Linked DNA regions of Homo sapiens: region 2 is linked to region 1. Evidence: chromatin contacts called from ENCODE Hi-C or POLR2A ChIA-PET data. All regions are on one chromosome and are shown on one strand. The core of a region is the stretch at or near the end of the contact, and the rest is flanking DNA. Distances in the headings are between cores, read along the strand shown. Region 1 holds the start of SAPCD2 (suppressor APC domain containing 2). Region 2 has its middle 9.0 kb from the start of DIPK1B.

Region 1 (7,668 bases), core at 3,772-6,271:
TCTGGCCCAGGCGGCGCTGGCGCTCCTGCACTCGTTGCAGCTGCTGCTGGTACCAGTCGCGGCCCCGCGCCATCATCTCCAAACCCTGCAGCAGCACCTCCTTCTCCTGCTCCAGCTCCTTCATCTGCTTCAGCTGCAATACGTGCATTTACATGGAATGCCTGGCCCCAGTGAGCACGCACACGTCCACACATGCATGAGCTCACCTGTGGGTGGGCACCAGAGCCACAGACACAAATGCAGCAGCACGTGTACACGTTTGCAAACACCCACGGACGCACGCTTCTGCTGACACCTGCATGTGTGAGCCCCATAGGCCCATTTGGAGCAGGAGCCCCGTTCCTCCTGCTGAGGGGTCTTGGCCTTTCTTAGCCCCTCCACTCAGGCTTCCCTGGGGGAGGGGTGACGGACCCTTCAGCTGAGCCCACCCTCCCGAAGTCTGCCTGTGGTGAGCACACAGCTGGGAAGCCAGACTGGCTTGCAGCAGCAACCTCGTGAGGCGGGCTGGGCAGCCACCATAGCTGCCCTAAACGACCTCTTGACCTCCCTCTGCCTGACCCTGGGCCATCCCTCCAGGGGAGTCAAGCCCAGGTAGGGAGAGAGATGTCCAGAGCTGACTGTACTTCCGCCATGGACTCCCCCAGGCTCAAGGCCCCCCTGCTCCCATCCCGGCCTCCAGCCTCCAGGCAAGATGGAGAGCCCCACAGAGCCCCAGTCCCTGCTCACCAGGCCGCAGTCCACGCCGCTGGCGATGGTGTGCCTCCGACGTTCCCCTCGGGCACGGGGAGCCCGCCGGGCATCCCCTGAGTCCGCCTCCAGGGCCCTGCACGCCACTGCACCTGTTATGGAGAGGCATGGGCCTGGCTCACCTCCAGACCTGCCTGGCCAGGCTCTGCTGAGGTGCAGCGGCCTCCACATCTCAGCCCACCCTCGAGGTCTCGGGCACCAGCCTGGCATGGCCCACGTGTAGCCTCTGTGCCAGGCTGGAGTTTGGTCCCTCTCCCCTTTCCAGCTCCTCACACTGGCTTGGGGAGGGCTGTGCCGCCAAGCCCGCATGTTTGCTCAAACACACACCCTGCCCCCTCATCGGTCCGTGAGCTCTCTGGGGCCAGAGGCCTTATCCAGCTCTCTTCTGCACACCCAGTGCCCAGAACATGGCAGGCACACCCTGGGTCTCCAAGGCAGCTGGGTAAGGGAGGAGTGGGCGGGGGGGTTCTGGTCCTGACTACGCCTCTCCCATCTGCACGGGGTCCTGCAAGGCAGCAGGAGATGTGGGTGTGAATGACGGAAACCTAACTTTTCCCAGGATGGTGACTCTGATAGAAAGTTAGTCCCGCATGGCCGGGCACAGTGGCTCACGCCTGTAATCCCAGCACTTTTGGGGACCAAGGCGGGTGGATCGCTTGAGCTCAGGAGTTTGAGACCAGCCTGGGCAACATGGCAAAACCCCATTTCTTCCTTTTTTTCTTGAGACGTTGTTTTGTTCCTGTTGCCCAGGCTGGAGTGCAATGGTATGATCTTGGCTCACTGCAACCTCCGCCTCCCAGGTTCAAGTGATTCTCCGGTCTCAGCCTCCCGAGTAGCTGGGATTACAGACACCCACTACCATGCCCAGCTACTTTTTGTATTTTTTAGTAGAGATGAGGTTTCACCATGTTGACCAGGCTGGTCCTGAACTCCTGACCTCAGGTGATCCACCCACCTCAGCCTCCCAAAGTGCTGGAATTACAGGCGTGAGCCACTGTGCCCGGCCGGCAATACCCCATTTCTATTAGAAACACAAAAATTAGCCTGGTGCAGTGGCATGCACCTGTGGTCCCGGCTACTCAGGAGCCTGAGGCAGGAGGATTGCTTGAGCCTGGGAGGCAGAGGTTCCACTGAGCCCAGATTGCGCCACTGCACTCCAGGCTGGGCAACACAGCAAAACTTTGTCTCAAAAAAAAAAAAGATCCCTTGCCGGGCACGGTGGCTCACACCTGTAATCCCAGCACTTTGGGAAGCTGGGGCGGGGGGGGATCAGTTGAGGTCAGGAGTTCAAGACCAGCCTAGCCAACATGGTGAAACCCTGTCTCTACTAAAAATACAAAAATTAGCAGGGCGTGGTGGCATGCACCTGTAATCCCAGCTACTCGGGAGGCTGAAGCAGGAGGATCGCTTGAACCCAGGAGGCGGAGGTTGCAGTGAGCTGAGATTCGCGCCACTGCACTCCAGCCTGGGCGACAGAGCAAGACTCCATCTCAAAAAAAAAAAAAAAAAAAAAAAAAAAAGTCCCGCGTGTGTGATACGCCAGGCGGTGCACCCAACTGACAAGTCAGGCACGTCCTGGTGCTCACAGACCCCTGCTCTGAAGTTTGTTTGAGGGCTCCCCCTGGGGGCAGCCAAGAGTATCGCGTTGGTGCCACTCCGGCCCAGCTTCCTGGTGAGGGAGTAGGTGCACCTCCCCAGGCTACAGAAGTGGGTACAGGTGTGGAGGAAGGCATCCTCCTTCGGCCTCCAGCTGTAGCCCCAGCACCAGGCACATCCTTAGAGGCCATGCCCCTGGCACCTGGCCACAGGAGTCAGGGAGTGATGCAAGAATTGGGCCCAGGTAGGCACGGCAGAGAGCCTGGCTCCAGGCAGGCCCGAATTCGCACTCCAGCCTGCGGTGCTGAGCGGCTGGCAGCTCTGGGGCAAGACAGTGGAAGAGCACACAGCCCTTCAGGAGGTGGGAGCAGAGAGGGTACAGACAGAGGGAGGCCATAGAGGAAGTCCCAGGACACCTGGGCCCGGTCTGTACAGTTGAGTCCATAGAGCAGCTCCTGGGTCCCCAGATAGCAGCGTGCTGGGTGATGAGCTAGATGGCCTCTAGGTGGGGGTGGTGGCTCTGCCCCTCCAGGGCCCTGAGCCAGCAGGCCACACCTCCAGGGCCACAGCCAGCCTGGAGCAAACACGCAGTCCCAGGTGGGAACAAGGAAAGAGGCCCTGAACATCTGGGCTGGGGGCTTGGAAGGCTGTGTGTGTTGGCAGGCTTTCTGGGAGTTGGGGTGACCTCAGAGCTCCAGATTTGACACCCCAAAAGCCAGCTGTGTCAATCAAATATGTCACGCCATTTGTCTGGCCCTCCGTTTGCCTGTGAGAGGGTGACAGCTACAGCCCTAGCCATGTGGCCTTCAGGGAGATGTGGTACGTGAGCCAGTGCCGCATGGGGCATCAGAGCAGAGCAGGGGTGGACCACAGGCTTAGGCCTCCAAACCCCAGGCCCGGCCACAGCGTGCAATCCCATGGCTGATTTCAAACTGCATGGCCACATGGATGACGCTGACCCTGCATTTGGAGCCAGATACCCTCTGAAGGTTCCCTCACCATAGAACTAGGGGTCCCCCAGCCTGGTGTGGCTGCTGGATCAGATCACCAGGGAGGCCAGGGCCGCCGTGGCTCCAAACACCAGCTGTAGGGCTGGAGAATATGGCTGAGGTGGGGGAGCAGTACAGGGAGGGTGGCAGAGCAGCAGGCAGCACAGGGACCGGCAGGAGCCACCGGTGGGCAGGCCTCCCCTGGCAGAACGGGTGCACAGGCCGAATGGGCTGTGGGGCCTGGGGCCCCTCTGGGAGCTTGGCCCCCCAACCCCAGCCATAATACAGGTCCTGTTCCCAAGGCAGGCACTGGGTTGGGGGAGACAGGGGACCATTCAGCAATCTCCCATCACTGCCAACTGGACCGGAAGGCAGGAGAGGAGTGTGCCAGCCATCCCCAGGGACTACGGCCTATGTCCCTCCATGGCATCTGCCATAGTACAGCCCCACTGGGGTGCAGGAGATCCACCCACGCCCCTGCCCATCTTGGCAACAGGGCCAGGTCCTCTTGGGCCACCAGCAGCAGCCCCCGCCTGCCTAGGCCTCAGTGGGGTCAGTGGGCCCAGCCCCCCTGGCTAAGCTGTCACACTGAGAAGGGGGACCCTTTCTTTGAGAAGGAAGCACTTCTGCCTGAGCAGCCACAGACAGGAGGCTGAGGGCCCAGGTGTCCCCAGGTGCGGAAAGGGTATTGGAGATGGAGAGCCCAAGCTCAGGCTTGGTACAGGTTGGGCTCCCGGTGGGTTTTCTGAGTCACCTGCCACCCCCCGGCCCTGGTGGCCTTATGCTGTGGCAGGAGAGGGTCTGGCTTGCCTCCCTAAGCAAGCCCCTGGGCTCACCGCGACAAGCATGAAGCCCTTTCCCTCCAGACCCGCCGAGGCGCCCTCCAGGATCCGGAGTCCACGAAGAGCCGCTCCCCGGTCCCGTCCCTTGTGGGAAATGCACGGGCAGCAGCTGTGGGACTGCGGTTTCTGGCCCGGGCCCGGGAGAGCTACGAGGGTGCCCGGGGGCCGTCCGGAACTCACCTGCGTCCGCGCTGGAGCTCGGTTCCAGCGCCGCGCTCTGGGACCGCTCGGGCTCCGCGGGGCAGGGCGCCGCCTCAGCCGGGGCGCACAGCTGCTCCGGGCTGCGGGCGGCGGCGCTGGGACCGGCCAGAGGGGCGCGCACGCCCAGGGGCAGGGGCTTCCTCTCCAGGACCGTCCGCGGCTCGTCGGCCGGAGCGAACACCAGGCGCTGCGGCGGCGGCGGCGGCTGATCCCCGGGCCGGGCCGGGGCGCGCGTGGGGTCCCGGGGGCCGCCGTCGGCGCTCAGCAGGGAGGTGCGCAGGCCGGCCACGAAGCGCTCGAAGGTCAGGTAGCCGCTGGCCGGGGCCACCTGGCGCAAGCCCTCCAGCACCCCGCGGGGCAGCTCCCGCGCGTCGGTGCCCTGCCAGCGGGACTCGATCTCGCGCAGGTGCACGCAGCCGCGCCGCCGGTCGTCCAGGATGTCGAACAGGGTGCGCAGGCTCTGCAGGAAGGCGCGCGGCAGCCCCTCCGTGCTGGGCGCGGGTGCGGGGGGAGGCACGCGGCCCCGCTCGGCCATGGCGGCCCCGGCCATGGGCGCCCGGGATCGGTCCCCTCGTCCACCCGCGTGCGTCCCAGCGCGGCCCCACGGAGGGGCCGGCCCGGCGAGCTCAGCCCACGGCGACAATAGCGACTACTTTTGAATGGGGCCCTCCTCGCGGCGTCAGCCCTCATTAACATGCGCCGCGGCCATTGGCCGAGCCCGTCCCATCTGCTCTCTGATAGGCTGAGAGGAGGTTTGATTTTTTTTTTTTTTTTCTTGCCGAGTGGCCCTGGGAGGCGCGCGGAGGCCCTGGGCAGGCGGAACCGGATCCCCCAGCTCCTGCTCCACTCTGGCCTCGCAGACCTTCCTTTCTGCCCCGCCCCAGCCCCACCAAACCTCCTGCCGCGGCCAGGCGCTTTCTCGGATCCAGCTGTGGCTGGCTGCCCCGGCCACCTCTCCAAGGGGCGGGGCCTGGCACCCTACAAAAAAACCTGTCTCCAGGTAGCCTCGTGGGGTAAGAATGGGGGGGGGCACCCCCTCCAAAGATCCCACTTTTCCCCTCTAGTTCCCTGGCCGCAAGCACAGGTGACCCTGCGGCCCCCTTCTCTTCCACCAGGAGGGCCCCAAGAGGATCGTAGGCTCCAGCCAGCTGGGCGCTTCCCACTCACAGAGGCCTTTCTGTCCCCACTGCTGCTGGCTCCTCCTCTGGTCCCTCGGGACAGTCTGGCCTGGCCTGCCTGCTGCAGAACAAAGCCACTTTCTCCTGTGTCCCCAGATCCCCATCTAGTGACCAGCTCCCTCTGCCTCTTGCTCTCCTCTCCTCCTTCCCCTGGCTGGACACCTCCTCCAGCTGCTCTCCTGGCTCCCGCAGCCCTGTCCCCCTGCCTCTGCTGTGTTTCCAGCTGGGATCTGGTCACTCTGTCTTCATTTGGTCTGTCCACATGGGAGGTGAGACCAGGCCTTAGCCTGGGTTCTAGCCCTGGGAGCCCATCTCAGGGCTGGCCAGTAGTACCCTCTAGGTTCCAGGGAGGTGTTCAGGGTGCAAACACCCTCCCCAGACAGGCCCCCAATCCGAGACTTGCCTTGGCCCTCTGCGGGTCTCCCACCCTCCCTCCTGGGCAGGCCTCAGCTGGCATACCTACCTGGGTCTCTGTCCTCAGGCCTGAGCCACTGGTGCCTGTGTCTCAAGCTGTAGAGGCATCTTCCCAGGCCAGGGAGTATCCTGGGTCCACTTCTCTTCTGGGTCACTCACTCTAAGTGGGACTCCTTCATCGTAGGGAATGCTGGAAGGACATAAGAAGCTCTGAGCCTGGAGCAGCCCATCAGAGCTTGGTCCTGTAAGCCAGCTTCCCCTTTAATGGCTGGTCTGCTCAAAAACCCAGCACGAGGCCGAGGCGGGAGGATCACTTGAGCTGGGGAGTTCAAGACCAGCCTGGGCAACATAAGGCAACCCTATTTCTACAAAAAGTTTAAAAAATTAGCCAGGCGTGGTGGTGCATGCCTGTGGTCCCAGGTATTTGGGAGGCTGAGGTGGGAGGATCCCTTGAACCCAAGAGGTTGAGGCTGCAGTGAGCTGTGATTGAGCCACTGCTCTCCATCCTGGGTGACAGAGCGAGATCTTGTCTCAAAAACAAAACAAAACAAAACAAACCAGCACAACACGCAAGCCCCCGCCCCCCCATCCCCACACCTACCCTGCTTCCAGCACACCCCTCACCGCCAGTGCCAGGCCTGGGGTCCCTGCACTCCCTCACTTCCAGGCCCCTGTGCCTGGTGGCTCTTCTACCAGGAAGGCCCTTCCCCTCTGCTCCAGGCTGACCGCACTACATCCTTCAGAACTCTGCTCTGGCCCCAGTCCCCTTCCCCCTGAAGCCTAGTTAGATAAAACACAGGGGACAGCTTTCTCCTGGCCCAGGGGGCCCTGGCTATTTGCAAGCAGGACAGGGCTCCTTCTAGGCCTGGCATTGGCCTGGCCCACAGTGGGTGCTCTGTGAATGGCACTGGGGAGCCGTATCCAGTGAAATCATATGGGAAACACCATCCTTGAGTGGGCACCAAGCCAGGCTGAGGCCTAAGGGATGGGGAAGGGCTGGGAACAGCTCAGTGGTATGGCAGGGGAGGCCAGTGTGGATGTGGAGTCGGTGGCCAGCAGTGAGCAAGGCTGCTGCAGCTCAGGACAGCGTGGCCAGCAGTGTCCAGGCCAGGCCAGCCATGGCCCCGCATGGAACTGAACCCACCGTGCAGATGAAACAAGGGCTTTTCATACCATCCAGAGCCTTGGGGGAGGCGGCCCCAGCTGGCCCTTGGTCTGTGGGCTTCTCTGTGGCCCCTGGCTGGGTATTGGAGGAAGGTATGAAAAAGACTGGAGGCCGGGCACGGTGGCTCACGCCTGTAATCCCAGCACTTTGGGAGGCCAAGGCGGGCGGATCACCTGAGGTCAGGAGTTCGAGACCAGCCTGACCAACATGGAGAAATCCCGTCTCTACTAAAAATACGAAATTAGCCGGGCATGGTGGCCCATGCCTGTAATCCCAGCTACTCGGGAGGCTGAGGCAGGAGAATAGCTTGAACCCCGGAGGTGGAGGTTGCGGTGAGCCAAGATCGCGCCATTGCACTCTAGCCTGGTCAAGAAGAGCAAAACTCCATCTCAAAAAAAAAAAAAAAAAAAGGCTGGGCACGGTGGCTCATGCCTGTAATCCCAGCACTTTGGGAGGCCAAGGCGGGAGGATCACGAGGTCTGGAGATCGAGACCATCCTGGCTAACATGGTGAAACCCCGTCTCTACTAAAAACAC
Region 2 (7,668 bases), core at 427-2,926, 370 kb before region 1:
TAGAGACGGGGTTTCACCATGTTTGCCAGGCTATTCGCGAACTCCTGACCTCAAGTGATCCGCCCGCTTCAGCCTCCCAAAGTGCTGTGATTACAGGCGTGAGCCACCGCACCCAGCCCTTACCTATATTTTTTTATTGAAGTGAAATTCATGTAACATAAAATTATTCTAAAGTGTACAATTTGGCCGGGCACAGTGGCTCATGCCTGTAATCCTGACACCTTGAGAGGCTGAGGTGGGCAGATCACCTGAGATCAGGAGTTCGAGACCAGCCTGGCCAACATGGTAAAACACTGTCTCTACTAAAAATACAAAAATTAGCTGGGTGTGGTGGCGCATGCCTGTAATCCCAGCTACCTGGGAGGCCGAGGCGGGAGAATCACGTGAACCCAGGAGGCGGAAGTTGCAGTGAGCCAAGATGGTACCATTGCACTCCAGCCTGGGCAACAGAGTGAGACTCCATCTCAAAAAAAAAAAAAAGTGTATAATTTAGCACTTTCAGTTTTTTGCAACGCCTCCAATGTTTTGCAACCATCACCTCCAGAACATTTTCATCCCCCCAAAGGGAAACGCCTTCCCCATAGGCACTCGCTCCCCACTGCTCCCTCCCCCAGCCCATGGCAACCACTCATCTTCGTGTGTCTGTGGATTTGCCCGTTCTGGAAATTTCATAGAAGCGGAATCAGGACCATGTGGACCTTTGTGCCTGGATTCTTTCACTCAGCATGACAGCTTCACGACTCACCCACATAGCCTGGGCCAGAACTTCATTCCTCTGGCCGGGCACAGGGCCTCACGCCTGGAATCCCGGCACTTTGGGAGGCGAGATGGGGGAGGATCACTTGAGGCCAGGAGTTTGAGACCAGCCTGGACAGCATAGTGAGATCCCATCTCTACTAAAAATAAAACGTTAGCTGGGCGTGGTGGTACATGCCTGTAATCCCAGCTACTCGGGAGGCTGTGGCACGAGAATTGCTTGAACCCGGGAGATGGAGGTTGCAGTGAGCCGAGATCGCACCACTGCACTGCAGCCTGGAGGATACAGCAAGACTGTGTCTCCAAAAAAAAAAAAAAAATCAGCCAGGTGTGCTGGCAGGTGCCTGTAATCCCAGCTACTCGGGAGGCTGAGGCACGAGAATCGCTTGAACCTGGGAGGTGGAGGTTGCACTGGGCCAAGGTTGCCCCACTGCACTCCATCCTGGGAGACAGAGCGAGACTCCACCTCAAAAAAAAAAAAAAAAAGCTCATGCTGTCTACAGGGAAAGCCCCTACTGGAGACAGCTGCGCTTGAGTGAGTGGGACTACAGTGCCAACGCTAGGGCTTATTGTGTTGACTGTGGGGTCACCGCGGTTGCCACGTTCCGAGGACACGGTCACTTCCTCGACCGCCTGTCCTGCCTCAGATGAACCTGCATATTTTACAATGAACGTTCAAGACGTCGGTGATAAGGACATGAACAACAGCGACAAGGGCTGTTTTAGAGGAACCCGCCTGAGGTTCCCGGCCCCAGCCTCTCGAAGGACGCAGCTCTGTGCTCAGCCCTGCCTCCCTTGTCTCTCCACCCCCACCTTCCTGTGTGCTTCAGCCCACCTGGGACATCCGAATTTTCTCCAGGAGGAGCGGCAGGTACTAGGGTGATGACAGTTATGAACACGAGTCACAGCCCCGCTCGGTGGGATGGCCTCCTGTGTTCCCTGTGACTCGGACGCTGAACGTTGCTCACACGTTGACAGCATGGAGACGGTTTCACCGTCTGCTACTTTCGAGTTTATTGTGGTGTCTCTCTGCGTCACCCTCATTTTGAGCAGCTGTGGAGGATCCGGGGGCCCCAGCGCCCGCAGGATTCAGGTTTGTCTCCGCCGGCCAGGACATCCTCACAAAGCAGACGTTTCCTCCCCACGGGTCTGGAGGCTGGGGGTGGGGGCGCCCCGTGGTCCGGCTCTGGTGAGGGTCCTCTTCCTGGCAGATCCTGGGAACCCGCCTGAGGTTCCCAGCCCTGGCCTCTCTAAGGATCCAGCCCTTTTCCCCGTTCTCAGCCCTGCCTCCCTTCTCTAGTGCCTTCTTGCTGCGTCCTGACGCGAGGGTGGGATAAGGAATAAGGGGAGGGCACCTGTGCCCTTTCTACTAAGGCCCACCCTCATGACCTCATCCACCCCCAGGCACCTCCCATAGGCTACATCGTCAATACCCTCTCCTTGCAGGTTAGGGCTTCCAGGAAGGAATTTAGTGGGGACACGATTCAGTCCCCCCACTTACACCTTTGCAAATAGCAAGAGAGGGCTGGATATGGTGGCTCACGTCTGTAATCCCAGCACTTTCGGAGGCCAAGGCGGGTGGACCACCTGAGGTCAGGGGTTCGAGACCAGCCTGGCCAACATGGTGAAACTCCATCTCTACTAAAAATACAAAAAATTAGCCGGGCATGGTGGTGCGCGCCTGTAGTCCCAGCTACTCAGGAGGCTGAGGCAGGAGAATTGCTTGAACCTGGGAGGTGGAGGTTGCAGTGAGCCGAGATCGTGCCACTGCACTCCAGCCTGGGTGACAAAAGTGAAACTCTGTCTCGGATAAAAAAAAAAAAAATAGCAAGAGAGGTTCAATCACCTATACATGGAAGGAACACAGGGAGATTGACACACACACACACACACGCACGCGGGCACACACCCATGTGCACACACACACACAGAGCTAAATGACAAAAATGAAAATGGTACCACACTGCACGTGCTGCCCTGCACCTTGATTTTGATACTGCAGTGGGTTAAATGGTGCCCCCCAAAAGATAAGTCCCCCTGGAATGTGTAAATGTAACTTTCTGTGGAAATGGGGTCTTTACAGCTGTAATTAGGTTAAAGACCTCGAGTGAGATCAATTTTGCCTTTTTTTTTTTTTTTTTTTTTTTGAGATGGAGTCTCACTCTGTCACCCAGGCTGGAGTAAAATGGCGCGATCTCGGCTCTCTGCAACCTCCGTCTCCCCGGTTCCCGCGATTCTCCTGCCTCGGCCTCCCGAGTAGCTGGGATTATAGGCGCCCACCACCACACCCAGCTAATATTTGTATTTTTAGTAGAGATGGGTTTTCACCATGTTGGCCAGGCTGGTCTCAAACTCTTGACCTCAGGTGATCTGCCCGCCTCGGCCTCCCAAAGTGCTGGGATTACAGGTGTGAGCCACTGCACCTGTATAGTTCAAGATAGTTTTACAAGATGGAAAAGTTCTGGAGCCAGATGGCAGTGAGGGCTGTACAACAATGTGAACATACCTAATGTCACTGACTGTGTGCTTAAAAATGATTTAGAGGGCCGGGCGCGGTGGCTCACGCCTGTAACCCCAGCACTCTGGGAGGCCAAGGCGGGTGGATCACCTGAGGTCAGGAGTTCGAGACCAGCCTGGCCAACAAGGTGAAATCCCATCTCTACTAAAACTACAAAAAATTAGCTGGGCCTGGTGGCAGATGCCTGTAATCCCAGCTACTCGGGAGGCTGAGGCAGGAGAATTGCTTGAACCAGGGAGGCGGAGGTTGCGGTGAGCCGAGATCACACCACAGCACTCCAATCTGGGCGACAAGAGCGAGACTCTGTCTCAAAAGAAAGAAAGAGAGAAAGAAAAGATGTGTCTCTGCGAGCAGAAGGTCTTGCCGCTCTGACAGTCACAGATGTGTAGGTCTCCTGACCGCAGCTGCACTCCCACCGAGGGCAGAAACTAGGAAGTCCTTGGAGCTTTGGTTCCCTTGACAGATGGGGGTGGAGCCCCCAGTGTTATTAAGGAGGCATGGCCCAGCTGCTCCTGCACCTTTCCAGCCAACTCTAGATCTGTCCTGGGGGCACAGTGAAAGGTCTCTGAAGTCTGTGGCATGTCCTGCTGCTCTAAGGGGGGCTCTGGCCCATTTCAGGAGGTTTTGCTGACAGACAAACTCACAGGAAGCCACAGTTGAGACACGGGGTTTGCAGTCCTGGTGAAGGGAAAGTGACTGTCCTAGTCAGCTTTGACAAAACACCACAAGCCAGGTGGCTTACAAACAATGGAAATGCATTTCTCACAGTGATGGAGGCCAGAAAGTCCAATATCGAGGTGCAGGCAGATTCCGTGTCTGGTGAGCGCCCGCCTCCTGATAGACGTCACGTGGTGAATGCAGTCAGGGGTCTCCTGGCAGCCGGGGTGGGGGTCTCTTCTTTTTTTTTTTTGAGATGGAGTTTCGCTCTTGTTGCCCAGGTTGGAGTGTAATGGCGCAATCTTGGCTCACTGCAACCTCCGCCTCCCGGGTTCAAGTGACTCTCCTGCCCCAGCCTCCCGAGTAGCTGGGATTACAGGTGCCCGCCACCACCCCAGGCTGATTTTTGTATTTTTAGTAGAGACGGGGTTTCACCATGTTGGCCAGGCCGATCTCGAACTCCTGACCTCAGGTGATTCACCTGCCTCGGCCTCCCAAAGTGCTGGGATTACAGGCTTGAGGCCCCGTGCCCGGCCAGGGGTCTCCTTTATAAAGGCCCTGATCTCATTCATGAGAACTCCACCCTTATGACCTTGTCACCTCCCAAAGGCACCACCTCCCAAAACCATCTATATTAGTCCATTCTCACATGGGTACAAAGAAATACCTGAGACTGGGTAATTTAGAAAGAAAAGAGGTTGAATTGGCCCACAGTTCCTCAGACTGTACAGAAAGCATAGCGGCTTCTGCTTTTGGGGAGGCCTCAGGAAACATCATCGTGGCAGAAGGTGAAGGGGACACAGGTGTGTCCTACGTGGCTGGAGCAGGAGGAAGAGGCACCACTGAATTTTATTTATTTATATTTATCTATTTATTTATTTTGAGATGAGTTTTGCTCTTGTCACCCAGGCTGGAGTGCAGTGACACGATCTTGACTCACTGCAACCCCTGCTTCCCAGGTTCAAGCGATTCTTCTGCCTCAGCCTCCCGAGTAGCTGGGACTACATGCACCTGCCACCATGCGTGGCTAATTTCTGTATTTTTGGTAGAGAAGGACTTTCACCATGGTGGCCAGGCTGGTCTGGAACTCCTGACCTCAGGTGATCTGCCCGCCTCGGCCTCCCAAAAGGCTGGGATTACAGGCGTGAGCCACCATGCCCTGCCCGGCTAGATTAAAGTTGTTTAAAGCAAAATAAGGAGCAGTCATTGCCTGAGGCCGTCTCTGTACTGGGAGTTCCCACTAACCAACAACAACTTTATTCAGTAGTTTGTTAACAGATAGCCAGGTTTCAACCAATCAATCACGGGCAGCCAACCAATCAGACCACACCCAAATAAGGCAAAGGTCTTGAGTTATTTCTTTTCTTTTTTTTTTCTTTTTCTTTTTTTTTTTTTTTTTTGAGACAGAGTCATGCTCTGTTGCTCAGGCTGGAGTGCAGTGGTGTGATCTCGGCTCACTGCAACCTCCGCCTCCTGGGTTCAAGCGATTCTCCTGCCTCAGCCTCCCGATTAGCTGGGATTACAGGTGCACACCACCATGCCCAGCTAATTTTTGTATTTTTAGTAAAGACGGGGTTTCACCATGTTGGCCAGGCTGGTCTTGAACTCCTGACCTCATGTGATCTGCCTGCCTCGGCCTCCCAAACTGCTGGGATTACAGGTGTGAGCCACGGTGCCTAGCCTGGCCTTGAGTTATTTCCGTACTTCACTTCCACATTCAGCCTGTAAAAGCCTGCTGCTCACACTGCTAAGACAGAGCTCCCAGAGCCTCTTCCACCTTTGAGTGCTGCCTGATTCATGCCTCCTTTAATGCTCAAATCAACTCTGTTACATCTATTTTGTCTAAAGTAGGAAGAATCCTCAAATAAGATTGCCACTGGGACACCAAGCTCGAGTTGGCCAAATGGTGCAAACTCCACAGATCCAGCTGAAAACAACATGGCAATGGCTACTAAGCCATGGGGCTCCCAAAACTGAAGTAGATGGGTCAGCTGTGAGAAGCTCACTGCCTGGTACGGAGCATTGGATGGATTGAAAATCATGGAACAGTCCCTGGCTGAGTCATGAGCCGTTGCCACGCTGCCTGAAAATAAACGCAGAACCTTGTTCATGGACTTCCTCCTTCCACCTCTCACCCCCCTCCACTTACGTTAGGAAGAAAGATGATTAGAGGTTCCCAGGCCGTGGGCACCATCCAAGTGTGCTGGAGAACTTGGAGGAGAAGAAGAACTCAAACTTTATGGCTCTGTCGGATATGAGTAGCCCACATCACTCTCCTGTTTGGACCAGTGGAAGGAAAAGTTCTCTGGATTCCGCTCACCGGATTTGTGCACGGTTTGAAATGGGGAGTGAAGGCTGATGTGATCTTGTGGGTGTGGCATTTTGGGCCAATTCGATGCCCTGTTTTTGATGCTTCTATGTGTGTGTTGCCGCGTAGGAGCTGTGTTTCATCCCCATACTTCCATCCTGTACGTGCCAGAGGGGACTCTCCCTATTGGCAAGCACTGAATGCAGAGAAGGGCCAGTGGGATGTGTGAATCTCTCTGCAACCCGCTTTCAGGGCGGGTACAGAATCCCAGAAGCGGTACAGAATCCCAGAGGGAAAAAGGCGCATCAGAGGTTTGATTGAGGGATTAAGGGCAGTAGGGGGACTAAGAGATGAAATATGGGGCTGGGCGTGGTGGCTCACGCCTGTAATCCCAGCACTTTGAGAGACTGAGGCCGGTAGATCACTTGACACCAGGAGTTAGAGACCAGCCTGGTCAACATGGTGAAACCCCGTCTCTACTAAAAATACAAAAAAATTAGCCAGGTGTGGTGGCGGGCACCTATAGTCCCAGCTATTCGGGAGGCTGAGGCATAAGAATCCCTTGAACCCATCACTTGAACCCGGGAGGTGGAGGTTGCAGTGAGCCGAGATCGTGCCACTGCACTCCAGCCTGGACAACAGGGTGAGAGTCTGCCTCAAAAAAATAAAGGCTGGTCGTGGTGGCTCAAGCTTCTAATCCCAGCACTTTGGGAAGCCGAGGCGGGTGAATCATCTGAGGTCAGGAGTTCAAGACCAGCCTGGCCAACATGGAGAAACCCAGTCTCTACTAAAACTACAAAAATTAGCTGGGCATAGTGGCGGGCCCCTATAGTTCCAGCTACTCGCGAGGCTGAGGCAGGAGAATCATGTGAACCCAGGAGGCAGAGGCTGCAGTGAGCCGAGATCACGCCACTGCACTCCAGCCTGGGTGACAATCACTGGGTGACACTCCGTGTCAAAAAAAAAAAAAAGAGATGAAATATGGCAACACAACATCCCTGAGTGGCCAGTGGAGCAGGTAAGAGCTGCTGGTGGCTGACAGTGGATTACCACCAACAGAAGTCAGCCATTGCTCCCAGAGCCCTAGCTGTCCTACACACTGTGACCATACCGAGCCCATCACGTGGGCTCCGGGTACTTGGTACACTGTCTTGGATCCTGCCAATGCCTTTTTGCCACACCACTGGCAGGGGAGGAGCAAGACCAGCTTGCATTCACATGGCCAGGTCTCCAATACACTTAGGTGTGTTCCCCGTACACGCCCCGCCACTGGCCACCTGTGGGCAGGTTAGGACTTCTGATGTCCACAGGTGCCATGATACAGATGATGTCCTGCAGGTTGGCAGCTCAGAAGCCTTGGGTCTCTAGAACTAGACAACTAGACGGGGGTACTCTCATACCTCCCTGTCCACAGAGGCAGGCAAAACAT

Evidence for each region. A loop is a pair of places that touch in the nucleus more often than their neighbours do. ChIA-PET counts read pairs that join two places held with the same protein, here RNA polymerase II (POLR2A). Pooled maps may share reads with other maps.
Region 2: a loop to region 1 is called in a pooled map, with 3 times the contacts of the local background. The contact joins the enhancer-like site here to the promoter of SAPCD2 in region 1. A Hi-C loop is called at or near these places in 3 of 50 pooled maps. POLR2A ChIA-PET finds 5 or more read pairs at or near these places in 3 of 52 experiments (HEK293, Panc1 and activated CD8-positive, alpha-beta memory T cell).

The regions. Positions count from the first base shown.
Region 1 is chr9:137,065,536-137,073,203 of GRCh38, forward strand. SAPCD2 (suppressor APC domain containing 2) reads right to left here and starts at 5,022. Exons shown (of 6, transcript NM_178448.4): 1 at 4,355-5,022; 2 at 727-839; 3 at 1-133. The coding sequence starts at 4,925. RefSeq lists enhancers at 2,241-3,221, 2,574-2,623, 5,184-6,163 and silencers at 2,924-2,973, 4,350-4,399, 4,450-4,499, 4,670-5,079.
Region 2 is chr9:136,699,740-136,707,407 of GRCh38, forward strand. No RefSeq gene overlaps it. Among named protein-coding and RNA genes, the nearest start is that of DIPK1B, 9.0 kb to the right of the region's middle. RefSeq lists enhancers at 1,431-1,590, 1,631-1,680. Within about 2 kb of position 1,677, at least 3 of the 41 ENCODE cell types and tissues checked have a DNase peak (open chromatin) inside an H3K27ac peak, as active enhancers do.